Linked DNA regions of Homo sapiens: region 1 is linked to region 2. A link is a loop called in an ENCODE intact Hi-C map of the cell type or tissue named here. Cell type or tissue: mucosa of descending colon. All regions are shown on one strand. Links, peaks and the distances in the headings refer to the core of each region. The heading gives the core; the rest is flanking DNA. Region 1 has its middle 120 kb from the start of RHOU. Region 2 overlaps LOC124904539 (a long non-coding RNA gene).

Evidence for each region. Peaks named below come from ENCODE experiments on the same cell type or tissue, not always from the same donor. Only the 100,000 strongest peaks of a DNase experiment are listed, where the experiment ranks them.
Region 1: a loop joins it to region 2, with 2.0 times the contacts of the local background. A loop is called at or near these places in 3 of 110 quality-filtered maps.

What each region holds. Positions count from the first base shown.
Region 1 is chr1:228,847,087-228,855,688 of GRCh38, reverse strand. No RefSeq gene overlaps it. Among named protein-coding and RNA genes, the nearest start is that of RHOU, 120 kb to the right of the region's middle. RefSeq lists an enhancer at 5,969-6,783. In mucosa of descending colon, for the core only: no CTCF peak of the experiment used is centred there; a DNase peak (open chromatin) is centred at 3,402.
Region 2 is chr1:228,930,697-228,939,298 of GRCh38, reverse strand. It overlaps LOC124904539 (a long non-coding RNA gene), which reads left to right. Exons shown (of 3, transcript XR_007066920.1): 3 at 7,365-8,602. Among named protein-coding and RNA genes, the nearest start is that of RHOU, 200 kb to the right of the region's middle. In mucosa of descending colon, for the core only: no CTCF peak of the experiment used is centred there; no DNase peak of the experiment used is centred there.

The sequences.
Region 1 (8,602 bases), core at 1,123-6,122, 83 kb after region 2:
TCCACAATATACCATATGCAAGGTCATAAATTAAGTCTCAGTAGATTTAAAAATATTTCATACAAAGAATCTTCTCTGATCACAACAAGATGAAGTTAGAAATCAATAACAGAAGTAAAAACCGGAAAATTCACACATTTGTGGAAATTAAACACATTCAAACAACAAAAAGAAATACAATAACACAGGAAAAGCTGTTCAACATCACTAATCATTAGGGAAACGCAAATCAAAAACCATAGCAACGTATCACCATGCATCTATTAGGATGTGTGGTTATTTTTAAAACATTTAAAAATAAATAACAAGTATTGGCTAGGGTGTGGAGAAATTGGAATCCTTGTGTACTGCTGCTGGGAATGTAACGAAGTATAGTCATTATGGGAAACACTACGACAGTTCCTCAGAGAATTACAAATAGAACTACCATGTAATCCAGCAATTTCACATCTTGGATGTACACCCAGAAGAATTCAAAGCAGGGACATAAAAAGATATTTGTAGATTCATTTTCATAGCAGCATTATTTCACAATAACCAGAAGTTATAAGCAACCCAAGTGTGCATTGACAGATGAATGGATAAGCAAAATGTGGTATATCCATATGATGGACTATTATTTAGCCTTAAAAAGGAAGGAAATTCTGACACGTGCTACAACATGGATGAACCTTGAAGACATTATGCTAAATGAAATAAGCTAGTCACAAAAGGACAAATGATGTATAATTCCATTTATATGAGATACTTAGTCAAATTTATAGATACGGAAAAGAGCCAGAGTGATGTTAGGAATAGGGAGTCTGCCACTGAACTGCAGACTTAAAAATGGTTAATGTGGTAAATTTTACATTACACATATTTTACCCTAATTGTTAAAAACTAAATAATTTTTAAAAGTTTCTTCTAATATTTTCCTAACAGTAACTTGCATTTATTGAGTGCTTTCTATGTGTTAGCCACATGCTTTTCCAAACACTTTATCTGTGCTATTTTATATAATTTCTGTAATAATTTCATGAGCTGGATGCTATCATTTTGCCTATTTTCAAAATAAGAAAACTGAAAAACAGAAAAGTTAAGTAACTCATCAAAGGTCACAGAGCTTATTAACAGTAGATTTGAGATTTGAACCCAAGCAATGATTCCAGTTTCCTTATCATTAGCCATTACATTATATCACTTCCAAAATGAGTAAGCAGTTAGTACTTTGTAATGACTAATTATTAAGTTATTCTTGATTTGGTTGTCATCAGATGGTCTTAAATCAGCTGCTTTGCAACGCTATCTTTCCTCAGATATAAAATTGAAATTCAGAACTCCCTGATGTGTGTGACCTTCCTTTGCATACCTGCACGAGCAGATGGTGCAGTGAAATCGGGGCAAAATAATCCCCCAGTGGTGAGTCTCAGACTTGCCCACTGAGACCGTCTTCTAAGGTTGCCTTCCATAACATTAAAAGTCCAATTTGTTTAAATGTCTATTCTACTACTCACTTGCTTTGTGATCTTGGGCAAATGACCTGACTTCTCTGTGCTTCTGTTTTCTATCTATAACATGGAAATAACAACTTTTTATACAGCTTTTGTAAGTAAGAACATATTGTCCTCAGGCCTCCTTGGCCTGTGGATATTAACGAGGTCATTAGTTTTAATCTGCAAATTTCACTGGCTCAGGATCCCCATCAGTTCATCACAAACTCAGGTTCTGAATTCAGTTTGAACTCAGCATTAGACTATGTCAATATGAGATTTGCACATACACAGACAGACACAGATAGAATCTGCAAAGCCATGTACAGTATGTGCTAAACAGATAACTATTATTTGTGTGGCTTTAAGTGGCACATCAGGTCAAGGTGGAGTAATGTCTACATTAACAACCTTGTAGTTTGTATCGTATTTTCTGACTAATCCTTACCTATCTCAAATGGAAAACTTCCTAGAGCAATCTTTGAACAGCAGTGTGCAGACTCCTGGAGGAAATGGAAGACTTCCCAAGGCCTACACAGGCACCTAAGCACTTTAAAGGAATCTACTTCCAAATCCCCAATTTCCAGAAGTACTTTTCCTAAAATGGATCTGCCTGAGATGTGCCTGTAGAGGGTGGGATTCTTTTTTGCTACCACCCTGCACAGAGCTGTGCTTCCACCATCCCGCTTGATACATTGTTTCCCAGGAATATAAACCTCCCAGATGCCTAAAAGATCATTTAAGGGAATGACTGGGAGAGAGGTAGGGTGGGATTCTTTTTTCCTTTACACAATTGGATCTTATCCTGTATGCTAATAGAGCATTACAAATAATGTTTGCTGTTAAATTGTTATGTAATCATGTAATGTTTTTGTATATAGCTCAGAGAGAGTTGAAAGAATTGAAGGGAATTTGCAACTCCTTTCACTCGTTTCCATCCCTTTGTATGGCTGGTGTTTGGTACTCTTTACCTAACTAATGCTGAAATGTGTCTCATTCTAACATAGGATCATTCATAAATACCTTTACTAATGATTTTTTAGAAGATTGAATCTTTCCTTAAGGAAAATATTTTGAATTAAATTTTAATTTTGTCTTTTATTTAAATCTGTCAAAGTTTGAACTATATAATTTATTATTTTGACACATTGTAATGACAATGCAATTGACAAAAGAAAAAGATATTTAGTAATTAAGCTTCCAGGTCACCAGAATATTAAAACTAAAAAAAAAAAAAAAAAAAAAGTGTTAAAGACAGGGTCTCACTATGTTGACCAGGCTGGTCTCAAACTCCTGGCCTCAAGCTGTCCTCCCACCTCAGCCTCTTGAAATGCTGAGATTACACACATGCACCACGAAACCCAACTGGAGTCATTCTTGACTCTGCAAATGACCTCTCAGGGTTGGCTTGCACTCTCAGGATGGGGACTTGCACTTAGTCCATCTCAACTCATGGCCCCCAGCCAAGGGAATGCTCCAGGTATCCTGGGTGGGCCTTCTGACAGTGCTTGGGGAGGGTGTGTATGAGTGTGTGATGGGAGGCATGTGTGGGGTGTGTGCGTTTGCTTCGGGGTGAGTGTATGTGTGGCAGGGATGCCTGTGTGTGTGTGTGTGTGTGTGTGTGTGTTGGTCTGTGTGCTGGGTGTGTTTGTGTTGGTGTATGTGTCAGTGTTGTAGGACTTTTTCCTTAGTTCAGCTAAGAGCTGGGTTCTTGTCACACGGCCATGAGAGATTAGGCTTGCAGACACTTTGAAGGGTGAGAAAAAGTGGAATGTATTGGGCAAAAGGGAAACGGGGCCCTGGGCAAAGCCAGAGTCCCTGCTAGTGTGCTTCCCACCCCGCAGATTGAATCCCAGTTTCCACCCAGGAAAAGGAGGGGCCAGGCTCCTCCCCCTCAAAGACGTGAACTTCCCCATGCTCCACCCCAGCGTGCACTCCTACCAGTGCACAGGCCAGTCAGAGGGCCTGCCAGGGAGCCCTTCCCACCTGGCTGTCTCATCAGTGTGTGTGTGTTGGGAGTGTGTACCTGTGAGTGTGCATGTCTGTGTGTGGTGTGGTGGGTGTGTGTTGCTGTGTGTGTTGGGGGGTGTGAGTGTGGTGGGGTGTGTGTGTCTGTGTGTGTTGGGATGTATGCGCCTGTTGTGTGTGTTGTTCTGTGTGGGGTATAGGGGTTAGGGGTGTGGGGCTTGGGGAGCAGCAAGGCCTGCTCCCGCTTTCCCCTCCTGGAGGAGCTCATCTCTCACTCACACGTGACTGAGCCCTGGCTAATACCCGAGTCCACAGCAGCATCCCCAGTTGTCAGATTTGAACCTGGGGAGGGGGATGATATAAAAATGCAGCTTGAGAATTTGTTCACAATGGCTTAACAACTGTTGAGGAGATTTGTGGCTTCCTTCTGGTGAAGGCAGGGAAGTATAAAAATACTCAAGTGAGGAAATGGTTATAAAAAATTGAGCTGTCTTTAATCCACTTCAGTTTAATAGTCCCTCTTGGAAACATACACTTACCATGTAAGCCATGTCGAATGTTATCGCACACTTGAACCTAATGTTGGCTTCACACAGCGGAAGCCCTGGCATAGAAATTGTCTTTAAATCCTCTTTCAGATTAATTGCATCAAGAGTAGCATTCCTTGTGTAAGAGGATAGAAGGATCCTCCCAAAGGACTTAAAAACCTAACAAGAAATCTTTTAAATGAGTAGGAGGCTGTCAGAATTGTATATTTGATGTCACAGCACATTTTATGTTTCACATCCCAATCCTGCTGCCCAGGTTGAGGCATCCTTTGCTACAGATGGCGGGAACACAAGCAGAGGCCGCCAGCCTGGAGTCGCTCCATTACTCTACTGTAATTCTTCCCTGGGGTGCCGCACTGCAAGGCCACCCTGAGAAAATCTGACAGATCCATGTTATGGAACAGATCAATTCACATTTTCAATGCAAAGGGATTCCCAGGAGGATTCATTTAAATAGAAATTTCCTCTAGTGCCTTTAAACGGATTCTATTTACAAAATATCCATAAACAGCAAAATCTCAGGAACCCATTTTTGTAAGTGAAATGAGGCTGACTGCTACTCAGTGTGCATTTCAGAGTCCTTTAAAAGATCCAGTGATAACTGGAGAGGATGAAGTAGCCGGAGAGCTTTTAAAATGATTCCAAAGAAGGACAATTGATCTGCCAAGAAAGGCATTCTGGCTATGAAGCCTGTAGGAACAGGCGATCTGTAGGCTTCACTAAGGAGGTTAGGCTTTGGAATATCTGATTCCCACCTCTCCAGTCTCAATACCTGTCCCCAGTTCCTCATTCATGCAGCCCAGGCAGACAAGGCCTCCTTGGGTCTGGTTGCAACAACCGACTGTCCAAGCTTTCCTAAGCATAACTTCAGCCCAAGCCAGTTAATATGAAAACCAGAAAAAAAATGCTTTTCCCATGAAAGTGCAGTTTTATTAAAGTAAGAATGTAGGTATGACTAAGGGAGGAGACCACTCCTCATAGTGTCTTACGCCCAGTTTCTGGGCGTTTCTCCAAAGAAAGAAGAAGTAAAAGCTAAAAGGCAGAAATGAAATCCACAGACAGATAGCCTGGCACACACCCTGGTAGTTAAAAATCAACCTCTGACCTAACTACTTGTGTTATCTATAGATTCCAGGCATTGTATAGAAAAGCACTGTGAAAACCCCTGTCCTGTTCTGTTCCATTCTAATTACCGGTGCATGCAGCCCCCAGTCACGTACCCCCTGCTTGCTCAATTGATCACAGCCCTCTCATGCAGACCCTCTTAGAGTTGTAAGCCCTTGGACAGGAATTGCTCACTCGGGCAGCTCGGCTTTTGAGATGCAAGTCTGCCGAAGCTCCAGACCAAATAAAGCTCCTTCCTTCTTTAACCCAGTGTCTGAGGAGTTTTGTCTGCAGCTCGTCCTGCTACATGACTACAACTTATTATCTTTGCAGTGACTAAGAGTTGTCATGCATTCTAAAGTAAATGCACACCTCAAGAATCTAAACATAACAGAGGAAAAGAGAACTACTCTACTGCCATTCTCAGACACATACTCAGAATGAAGGGTTTGCCTTAAAAATGTAACTGAGAGAGATAGGGAGAGATTTGTTAAAAGATACAAAATTACAACTAGATGAGAGGAATAAGTTCTAGAGTTCTATGCCAATGTAGAGTGACTGTAGTTAACAGTAATATATTCTATAGTCTCGAATAGCTAGGATATTGAATGTTTCCAAAACAAAGAAGTAAATGTTTGAGATTATGGATATGCTAATTACCCTGATCTGATCACTATACATTATAGGTATGGAAACCTCACTATGTACTCCATGAATATATACAATCGCTATGCATCAATTAAAGTATTTAAAAATGTAACTGAGTTCATACAAACAGTGACTTGGTCATTTCCAAGCTTTGGCTGCCTGGTCTTTGTATTGCTGAGGAAAAAGTCTTGAAGAATTGCATGACTCCATAAAAAGCTGGTTTCTTATTCCTGGGAGAGCCCAGGAGGTACAATTTTGAAAAGCAGATGAGAAGGATGGGCTGATTTGTATAAGAGTGGAAAGTCCCAGCTCTGTATGCTGGGAGCAACCTTGCAAATTAGAAAAAAGATTCTCTTCTCCACATACGCTTTATCACCGTACGGACTGAAGCTGTCTTCTCAGCTTTTGCAGAAAGGCAGTCTGAAATCATGGGACACACACTGGCACTAGAATGGCTGAGCCCCAAGCTCCAGTGTGAGAGCAGGGTGAGTGATTTCACACCCACAGCAATTCCGAGCGCATGTCCCACCTGCTTGGCCTGTGGTGATGATTAAATGAGACAATGCTTTTTGCATGTTTAGCACAGAACCTGGGGACAATACACTCGGTCAGAGACTGCTGCTATTAATAGGTGGTGTTATTAATAGGAACTTGCCCCTGCTAATCTTCACCTGTTATCTGTTATTCTTTAATAGGACTGCAGCTTCAGTTCCTTTGCCTTTCACTTACTTTGAGTGGCCTGTTAATTGCCTTCCTGCTCACCTAATTGTTCAAACAAAAGAGCCCTTTGAACCTGCACCTTTGTAGCAGGAAAGAGAAGAGCTTATGCTCCAGGCAAGCTCTTCTCCTGGAGGGCCTTGCTGAGACCAGCCTTGAGCAAGATCACTGTGATTCCCACCTCAGGCCTCCACACCCCTGGAGTGGTGCTCATTAGCTGCAGTGCCTACCTGGAGAGGAACATGTTTATCACCTTTGCATTTTCCCATTATGTTTATAAACTTCCTTCAATGGCGTTTCTCTTTTTTTTTTTAAATCACTTGTAAACACATTTGAGCAAAATAGTCTCACAAATAGAAAACAAACCAAAAAATGGTTGTGCAGCCAGAAACTGGAGAGGTTCCTATGCCGTTCTAAGAAGTTTGAGTGGTGTTTATAGGCAGTAGGGACCTCTAGAATATTATTGCTCAGGGATGTGGTATGGTGGGATTGGCCATGAAAGCAGCTGTAGGTTTCTGGCAAGAGGGTGTGGAAGCAGCTGTAGGTTGCCAGCAAAGAGGTGTGGCATAGTCGGGGTCCTCAGTGAGAAGCTGGCTGCAGTCATGTGGTGGAGGTTGCTGAGGGCCCCAGCTGAAGGCAGAGCCGTGGGTTTAGAGAGATGCTTAACAGACAGAGGCTGTGGATGGAGATTCAACAGGACACTGTGCCCAGTTGGCTGGGGGGGGGGGGGCATGAGGCATCTACTCTGAGTGACCAGCAGGCTGCTTGTACCAGGCTGGTGAATAATACTGGAAGAGGTGAGTGTCTGGGAAGTGTGAGCTTTTCATGAAGTGAACTTGGACTGCAAGAGGCTCTGGTCGGGGTACTCAGCAGGCAGCCTGGAAGCCAAGTCTGAGACACTTCAAATTCTATTTGGAAGAAGGAAGAACATAAATAACTAAGGAAAAACTCTGTAAACTAAAATAATAGTTAAAAAATAATAATAAGTTAGAATTGGGTGACTGAAGTGGGAGGATCACTTGAAGCCAGGAGTTCGAGACCAGCCTGGGCAACAAAGTGAGACCATTATCTCTACAAACAAAACAAAACAACAATTAACTGAGCATAGTGGTACATGCCTATTGTCCCAGCTACTTGGGAGGCTGAGGCCAGAGGATTGCTTGAGCCCAGGAGGTTGAGGTTACAGTGAGCTATGATTGCACCACTGCACACCAGCCTGGGTGACAGAGCTAGGCGCTGTCTGGGAGAAAAAAAAAAAGTTAAGAACGAACTTATGTGAGGAGTCAGGGTCGGGGATGTGACAGGCATTTGAACCAAAGCAACTCCATCTTGAATAGGGAATGGGTAAAATGAAGCTGAGACCTACTGGGCTGCATTCCCAGGCGGTTAGGAGTTCTAAGTCACAGGATGACGTAGGAGGTTGGGACAAGATACAGGCCAGAAAGACCTTGCTGATCAAACAGCCTGCAGTAAAGAAGCTGGGCAAAACCCACCAAAACCAAGATGGTGGTGAAAGTGACCTCACTGCTCATTATATGCTAATTATAATGTAGTAGCATGCTAAAAGACACTCCTGCCACTGCCACAACAGTTTACAAATGCCATGGCAATGTCTAGAAGTTACCCTGCATCCTCTAAAAAGGGGAGGAACCCTCAGTTCCAGGAATTGCCCACCCCTTTCCCAGAAAATTCATGAATAATCCACTCCTTGTTTAGCATATAATCAATAAATAACCATAAAAATAGCCAACCAGCAGCCCTTGGGGCTGCTCTGCCTATGGAGTAGCCATTCTTTTCTTTGCTTTCTTAATAAGCTCCTTTTCACTTTACTCTGTGAACTTGACCTGAATTCTTTCTTGTGTGAGGTCCAGGAACCCTCTCTTAGGGTTTGGATCAGGACCTTTTTCCGGTAACAGGGATGATCATGGTGTCATCAGCTTAGAGATGATCATTGAAGATGCAGAAGAGGCCCAAAGAGGGGAGGGAAGGGCTGAGAAGGAGCCTGCACAGAAATAGGTAGGCCTCTCCTGGGGCCTGTTTAAAAGGATAGATAGATAGAAGTCTGTTGACTTTGGATACCTGGAGAGAGGGGATGGAGACTGGTGATGAAAGATTGGTGACAATGTACACAGGCTTAGGTTGCAG
Region 2 (8,602 bases), core at 1,792-6,791:
CAGGGGTGCCTGCTCTTAAAGGTGTTTCTTTTTAGTGAGATCATGGCCTTGGGTGTGAGGCGAAGGAATAACTAGGGGCTAGGGAGCAGCAGATCCAGGTGTGAGGCCCAGCCCTTATGTTTATTGCCTCTGTCTTCTCACCTGTAAAATGGGTTCACAACAATAAGATTACTCACAGTGTTGCTTTGAGGCTCAAAGAAGGAAAGGTGTGTGAAGCATGTTGAGAACTATGAAGAAAAATACCAAGGTTAATAATTAATTAAAGCATTTTTACCACTTTCCATCGAACTATTGAGAACAACAAAAAACTTTTCCAAACTGTGGCTAAAAGCAAGAGGTCGGTCTCTCCTCTAACGTTTCTTCTTTGATTCCCAGGCTTTTGCATTTAGCCCAAAATAGGCTCCTTGGTGCCCTGCGTTTTAAGTAGGAAGTGACCAAGTCACTGACTTCCCGGAATCTGTCTCTGCCAACACAGGCCATAGAGTCCTTAACAACCCGCCTGTGAACAGTTATTTATAGTGTTCACCTCAGGCGGACACCACTTTTAGGGCAGCAGGGAAATGAGAACATCCGCTAAGGGCGGTTTAGATCGATCTGTTTTGCCCAGCTCTGCTCAGCTGGGAGAAGTCTGCTGTCTGCTCCACAGCCCCTCCACTTCAGAGCAGGTAGTCGTGGCTTGCACTGTGGGCTGTTCCCCCAGCCTCTACACAGCTAGAAGACAACCTCTTCCTGTTCACAGAGCTCTAGAGGGGGACAAGGGAGTGTCAGCCTAGCATCTGTGGAAAAAGAGTTCAGGGAGGCTGCAGTGAGCCATGGGAAAACCTAGGTCTCTTCCCTGCTAGTGTGTGACTTCCAAGACCTCTGGCTTCCCCTCCTAAGTGACGGTGGCATGCTCTGCCTGCGTGTGTCATAGAGATCCTAAAACCTCCCGTGAACAAAGACTGGTACACAGGCGGGTAACAGTGTTGCTATTATTCTTTCTTCAGTAATATGACCCAACACAAGCAAAGAAAGAGACAGGCAGGCTGGCTTCACGGCTAGAGTTGCTGAAGATGACCACCGCAGGAGGGAAAGGAATCACGTTCATGGTTACTTGTCATCAGTGCAGAGTTCCCTCCCAGTGTGTTAGGACAAAAGGGAAGAACCTCTGCAGTTGAGAAGCAAGGCACAGATAAGAATCTTTGGATTTCTTCGGTTAGGTACTAAATGCCTGGAGTGCGGCTTTTTCTGCCAGCAGCTGCGTCCAGTCATTTGTGGTGTTGAGGCCAGGGTAGCGGCCCTGTCCTGGGAGTCGGCCTCAGTCTTTGGCTTTGGCTGTAAGGCACACTGAGAGAAACTAGGCTGCAGGCCGCTCTTCTCTGCCTTAAACCCCTCTGGGTGGGGCAGCTCTCTCGAGAGCAGTCATTACTGCAGCTGTGTGAGCTGCAGGGTGGCTGAGCAGAGGAAAGGGAGGCACGATTGCTCACCCCTTGGGAGGCGGCACAGGTCACAAGAGAGCTTTGGAGTTGTACAAATCTGGGTTCCAATCCTGGATCTCCCTTCTTAGACATTCAGACCACCTCTCTAACCCTCGGTTTCCTCTTCTGTGTAGTGGTGATAATCCTACAGGCCTCAAGATTTTGGGGACACCAAACGAGAGCACAGAAAACCAGTGCAGGGGGGAGGGTGCTGGTGCAGGGTAGTTGGTGAGTGAGCATGACCCTCAGCACCCCTGACTCCACCGTTCACACCTGAGAACGTAGGGCCGGAGATGACTTTGCCAAGACTGAGCACCAAGCAAGAAGCACGGCTGCGGGAAACGCGGCATGCTCAGGCATCCACAGTCTTTAAGCTAAATGACATCTTACTGAGCGCTCCCTTCCACAAGACTCCGTGTTGGGAACTGTGCATGCGAGGGATCTAGGTTGCCTGGGGGAGGTGCTCTCCCCTCACCTTCTTCAGAAAACAACTTCCAGGTTTAGTGTTTAGAGTAATTTTTTTTAAATGTACAAAAAGTGCTTTGGTGTCCAAAAAAATGTGTTGAATTTGAAAAGATTCAGATGGCATCCATAATCTTCATCCCCGCCCTTCCAGCCCCGGGCTTGGTACCTCTGCAGGGCATGCCCAGGGTGGTTGGGGACTGGCACAGGTCTGTGGCCCTGGGGGTTGGGGACCCCTGCAGTAGGGTCCTGAGACTTTGTGAGTCGCTGGGCTGCCTGCAGGGCCAAGGGGCATAAGCAAATCTCCATCCTGGCATTGGTGCAGGTGAAAAGGAGGTGTAAGTCCCTGCTGCAAATGGAGAGGACACAGATATGACACAAATGGAGAGAGACAGTGAAAATCACCGAGAGACCAGGCTCTGCCCGGGCTGGCCATCTACCAGCCACCCAGCCATGGGATGCTGGACAGTCCTCAGGCTTCTCGGGGCCTCTGTTTCCTCACCCAGGAAATGAGCTCAGGCCAGAGGGACAGTTTTCAGGGTTTTCAATTTTTTTTTTTAAAGCAGCAGAAACTTTTCTTTAAAATAAACCATGAGCAGAGCCCCAGTACATTAAAAAAAAAAAAAAAGTAGAATCTGCCTGGTGGAGTGGAAGTGGGGACCCAGAGGCCTTGTGTGCCTTGACCCGAGGATGTGTTGTTGGGGCCGCACTTTCAGAGGGGCACCCAGCACCCTATATTGGGCCCACAGGTCTACATCTGTTCCCATGTCCCAATTTAGCTGTAAGTCCTTGCAGGCAGGGGCTGTCCTAGAGCACTTGGGGTGGCCAGAGCCCAGCCCAGCACCCTGCTCACACGCTCTGGTGACATGTCATTAGTAGAGGCAACTTGCGCAGGTCTGCAGCAACCTCCATTCTTGCCTCCTCAGAAGAAAAAATTCGACTGAGGGGCATAAGGCAGAAGAAAAGACCAAGGCAAGTTTTAGAACAGAAGTGAAAGGAAGTAAAGTACACTTGGAAGACAGCCAAGCAGGCAACTTGTGAGGTCGAGTGCAGGGTTTGACCTTTGATTTGGGGTTTATATGTTGGCACGCTTCCAGGGTCTTGCATTACTTCTCCTCTGATTCTTCCCTTGGGGTGGGCTGTTCGGGTGGGCTGTTCCCATGCGCAGTAACGGTGCTTGAGAGCGGGGCATGCACAGTGTGTTTACTGGAGTTGTACACATGCTCACTTGAGGCGTTCTTCCCTTACCAATCTGGCATTCCTAGAGGAAGGTCATATGCCAGCTAAACGCCTCCATTTTGCCTCTTAGTGCGCATGCTTGAGCCCACTCACCCAATCCCCTGCAACCTTATCGGGAAGCAGCTGATCACCAGCTTCAGGTGTTTTCTGTTTATTGGGAGACTGCCTTTCCCTGGTGCTGGCTGTGCCCAATTATTATTTTAGAGAGACAGTTAACAACAACCTGATCATCACCTGATGGTTGTCTGACATTCCTGGTGTGTGTGTTGGGAGAGCCCCTCCTGCCCTGCTCATGCCTGGCTAGCTACCTCCCTCATCAGTACTGCAGTGGGAAGAGGCAGCCGGTAAGTCGATGAGAAGTGCCTCCTCTGCAGCAGGGCTTTCAGTCTTGTACACTTCACGGGGTGGCCGGTTTTCTATTTTTCCAAAGACTGGTATTAAAATAGACAATTGTCCCTACTGCAGTCACCTGCAGTTATTCAAATAAAGGGCATTTTGGCAATAGTAAAATGGCTTGGCCCTTGGGGACCACTACTCTAGAGCCACTTCCGGTCATTTGCTTGACCTTGTCATCTGCCTGTCTTTGCAAGTGAGTTCGCTTTAGGCTGACCTTTGGTCCATGGTGGTCCAGGTCTGCCTCCTCACAGCCCTCAGGCGTGGCTGGCTGTGACTCATCTGAGCCTGGAGTGTTGTCCTCTTGGTGGGCACTGATCACTGTGACATCTCTGCCTTTGGTCCAAAGTCCTGTCTGTACTTTAATAGAATATGACTACTGAATCTTGACCTTTGGCAAGAGAGGCCTGGGGTGATTTAAAGTAAACAAAACAGCCCTTACCACCAGAACCTGCCCAGGGAGGCAGGGACAGAAGTAAAGCAGTGTTCTGTCCTCAAGCTGGTGGCGACACAGAAAGAAAGCCAGAAAAAGCAGCCCCACAGTGTGTTAACTGAGTCCTCACAAAGTGCTGCAGGAACCCATTGGTGGAAAGAGTTCCTTGACTAGCGTTGAGGGAGAGGATGTGCTTGTGAGGGGACCAGGGAAGGCTGCTTGTAGGAAAAACAATGTGATGGTCCTTTCATTTATTAACTTATTTATTGATTTATTTTGTAATTACAACTTTACTTTAGATTCGGGGGGGGGGTGGTGCATGTGTAGGCTTGTTTACATGGTGGGCATATTGCATGATGCTGAGGTTTGGGATACGAATGATCCTGTCAGCCAGGTAGTGAAAACAGTACCCAGTAGTTTGTTCAACCCTTCTCTCCTCCCTCCCTTTCTGCCCCCTCTAGTAGTCCCTAGTGTCTATTCCCATCTTTATATCCATGAGTACGCAATGTTTAGTTCCCACTTGTGAGAATGGCGGTATTTGATTTTCTGTTCCTACGTTAATTCGCGTAGGATAATGGCCTGCAGCTGCATCCATGTTGCTGCAAAGGACATGATTTCATTATTTTTATGGTTGCAATGGTTCTTAAAGGCTGAGGAGTCTGCCAGGCTAAGTGGAGGGGACACCCAGCAGAGGAGGAAGAGCAAGTAGTGGCATGAAAGACTGTCAATGTCAGTAACTTTGGGAGAATGTGTCTATATCATTTTTTCAACTAGACCATTTTCTTTAAAGTGTGGTGAAGGCGCCACTCATAAATATCCTGTCTGCAGAGCCCTTAGACCTAACTGTTATATGTACATGCCAATTTGCTGCCAGAAACTAGTTTTGGTGGCCTGCACTTTGCAAATGACAGGCCCGTCACTGCAATGTGGCAATGGAGGTTTCAGGTGGAACCAGGACACTTGGAGCTATTTTGACAGAAGCCTTTTCTCCCACAGGAGGCCCACCTTGGCAGTAGTCCTGAAGGTAAAAAGAACTCTGGATTAAGGTGTCTGTATGATTTTCTGTAGACAATCAGGGTCTTGGGCTGCTTGTGGGAAGTTTCCTGGAATGGCACAATCAATTCCAGGGCTCCACCTGAAGCTTCAAGCCCACTTTCCAGGATATGTAGCCCTTCTGCACATAAAGCACCCTGCCAGGCATTGCAGGGCGTCTGGGGAGAAAAGGTCCTTGAAGAAGACTCCAACCCCATTCTCCAGTAGGCTGGGATTCAGGAAGGGCTGGAAGACAGGAGTGAAAGTAAGCATTCCATGCAAGAGGTCCAGAGTCCAGTGAAGACTCAACGGCACTTCCAGTTTGTAAACGTGGAAAGAAAAGGGAAGGCAGGGTGAGCTCTGGGTGTTGAAAGAGATTGGAGTGGGCCACAGGGAGAAAGGGGGTGGAGAGGAGTGCTCCAGGTGGAGTGAGGGAATGGTGGGAGTGAAAGTTCATAAACAAGGATAGAGGGAGAGCTTTTCAACCTCCTGGAATTGCCAAGTATCTTTCTCCTAAGGGCTAGGAACTCCCTGGCAGCCTGACTTCTTTAGGAGATCCCTCCACTGAATTCTCCACGCACCTTCAAAATCAGTCCAGTCTGAGGTTTAAATGGTAAATCATGTGATTGAATCAGCAGCAACAGACTGGCCAGGAACACCTTTGGAATATGCAGTAGAGACTGCCCTGCATGACCTGGGGTCTCTGGGGCAGATGGTTCAGCCCAACAGCATTCAATGTTGCACCCTGGCTCTTGAATAAGCACTGAGTTGATGGTGGTGATTCTGAAGGGCTGTTATGGATTGAACTGTGTCTGCCCAAAAGCTGTTCTAACCCCAAGCACCTGTAGATATGACCTTCTTTAGGAATAGGGTCTTTGCAGATGATCAAGTTAAGATTAGGTCATTAGGGTAGACCCTAATCCAGTATGACTGGTGTTCTTATGTAACAGGGAAATTTGGAAGCCAACCTGTACAGAGGGAAGGCTTGTGAAGACATGGGGCAAATGCCATCTATAAGCCAAGGAGTGAATGCCTGAGGCTACTAGAAGCCAGGAGAATGGCCTAGAACAGATTCTCATTCACGGTCCTCAGAAGACACCAACCCTGCCAAGACTTTGACCTTGAACTTCCAGCCTCCAGAGCTCTGAGACCATACATTTCTGTTTAAGCCACTCTGTTTGGGGTACATTGTTAGTAGCAGCCTTGGGAAACAAATACAGGGGTGTATTAGTTTATTATAAAAAAATCTTCAGGTTGATGATAAGTATAATTATGAAGGCTCAGCACTAGATGCTGTGGTTGATTCTTGAGATAACCACCAAGATCCCCCACATCTCCCACTATCAATTTGTGTTAGTTCTGTTCTATATGGGACAGTGGAATGAGTAATTGGCATCTCATACTTGGCACTTTTGGCCAAGCATAATCTGATAAATCCCTCCCCAGAAAAATGCCCACACATACACTCGAAAAAGGCACAGACTTCTGCACTAAATTTCTAGTGTCTCATGTGCTGGCACACTAGTGTAATAAGTTGAGAAAACAAATAGTAGTGATGGCTCACTGTGATGTACCAGCAAAATCTCAGAAGGGAAAGCCAACAGCAGTTCACTGGGGTCTCGAAGGGCTTTGGCAGCAGGCCTTTGTGATAAATGATTCAGGGTTATTGCTGGTGATTAGGGATGTACCCAGAGGAAGTTGGTGTCCATTCCGACATACGCAATACAGGTATCTGATGTGCACCTGGCCCCTGCCAGGAAAGCAGGGGGCTGTGTCTGAACTGATCCACAGATGCCCGCTGACTTTGTTGTCACCCTTCCCATCAGAAGGGGTGAGCACCAGCACGGTATGAGCAGAGCAGAGGTGAAGCTGCCTCGTTTGCTCTGTGGCATGTGGAGCTGCCCTCCCATGGCTCAGGATCTTCCTCCAGGACTTCAATTTAGTTTGCTACAAGAGAAAATGAAAAGCTCTTAGTAGACAAGTCCAGGAAAGAGCTCACTGGTTTTCAACTCTCCAATACACCCCAAACATTATTTTGCACATGTGATCAGGAGCACTTACCCAAGAGGGTCACTAGGCTGGCCCTTGTCCGGCTTTTCTCTGCCTATCTCATCTGGAGATGCCATGCTAAGTTGTAGCAAATGCCAGTGGACAAACAGATATTCCACAGCATTCTTTCCATGGGCAACGACCACATGGGAATAGCCCCATTCTAAATCACTCATTGTCCCTTGAAGCTAAAAACAGTCCAACAAATAAAGTCACTTTTTGGTTTGCATAACACTAATTTTCTCCAAGATAATGTTAACAGCTCTGCACCTGCATCTCACCCCAACTTTTGCCCACAGCAGCCCCTGGATCTCACCTCAACTTCTGCCCACAGCAGCCACAGCATCACTACCTGATCCTCTTCAGGAGGAGTGGTCTGTGTGAAGAGGAGAGTGACAGGAAAGGGGGACAAGTCTCCAGGGACTCAGGGACTACTTAGTAGAAAGTGTCCTTATAGGTGGTTTCCTAGACTTACATCTGACCTCCACCATTGATTTGGTCGCCATCCACAGAAAAGGGCAAAGGGACAAAATAGAAATCGAAATCCAGCGAGCGAAATGTGATGATGAGGGCCTCATCACCTTTGGCACACCGTACTGGCTCTGCTATACTTGATACTGTCCATTTTCCAATATAATTGGGGAAAAAATATGGTGATCAGATGCCCGTCACCCACACCAATCTCCCTGCTGTGGGCTGAGTTGTGTCTCCCCAACATTCACACATTGATCTAACCCCTGGGACCTCAGAATGTGAATGTATTTGGAGATAGAGTTCAGTCACCTTTATAGAGGTGATTGAGCTAAAATGAAGTCATTTGGGTGACCCCTAATCCCATATGACTGGTTCCCTTAAAAGAAAAGGAGATGAGGACACAGACACACACAGAGGGAAGACCACGTGAGGACACAGGGAGATGACGGCTGTCTGCAAGACATCGATTTCCAGCCTCCAGCACTGTGAGAAAATAGATTTCTGTTGTTCACACCACTCAGTCTGTGGCACTTTGTTAGGGCAGTCCTGGCAAACTAATACACTCCCCTTAAGTCAAACTTGGATATACCTAACATTTGTAAAGAACGGTTACTTCAAAAAAAAAAAAAGCTTTTGTAACCATTTTCTTTTGGATCCTTCCAACAACTCTGCAAGATATCACAATGGTTATTTTGCAAATGGAGGAACTGAGGCTTAAGAAAGTAAAGGAATTTACTTCTTGTGCAGCAATAATGGGCAGAGCTGCGGGACTGGAGCTGCCCTTGCCCTCTGCTCTCCTAGCAATTTTCTTTTATGAGCAAACCTACACGGTGTAAACCTCCTGGGCAACTGTTCTTTTCTGCACACTTCACTATATGAACGTGGAACATTTATAGAGATAGCCTGTAAGAGCTGAATTCCTGCTGCCTCTAACTCCAGACACTTTCGCCTGAATGTGTACTTCTCACTACTGATAAACCCGTGACTCAGCTGGAAATCCTCGTGGTGAAGGAACTGAACACAGAAAACACACATTCGTAAAGACCAGGTGTGGAAGTCTCCA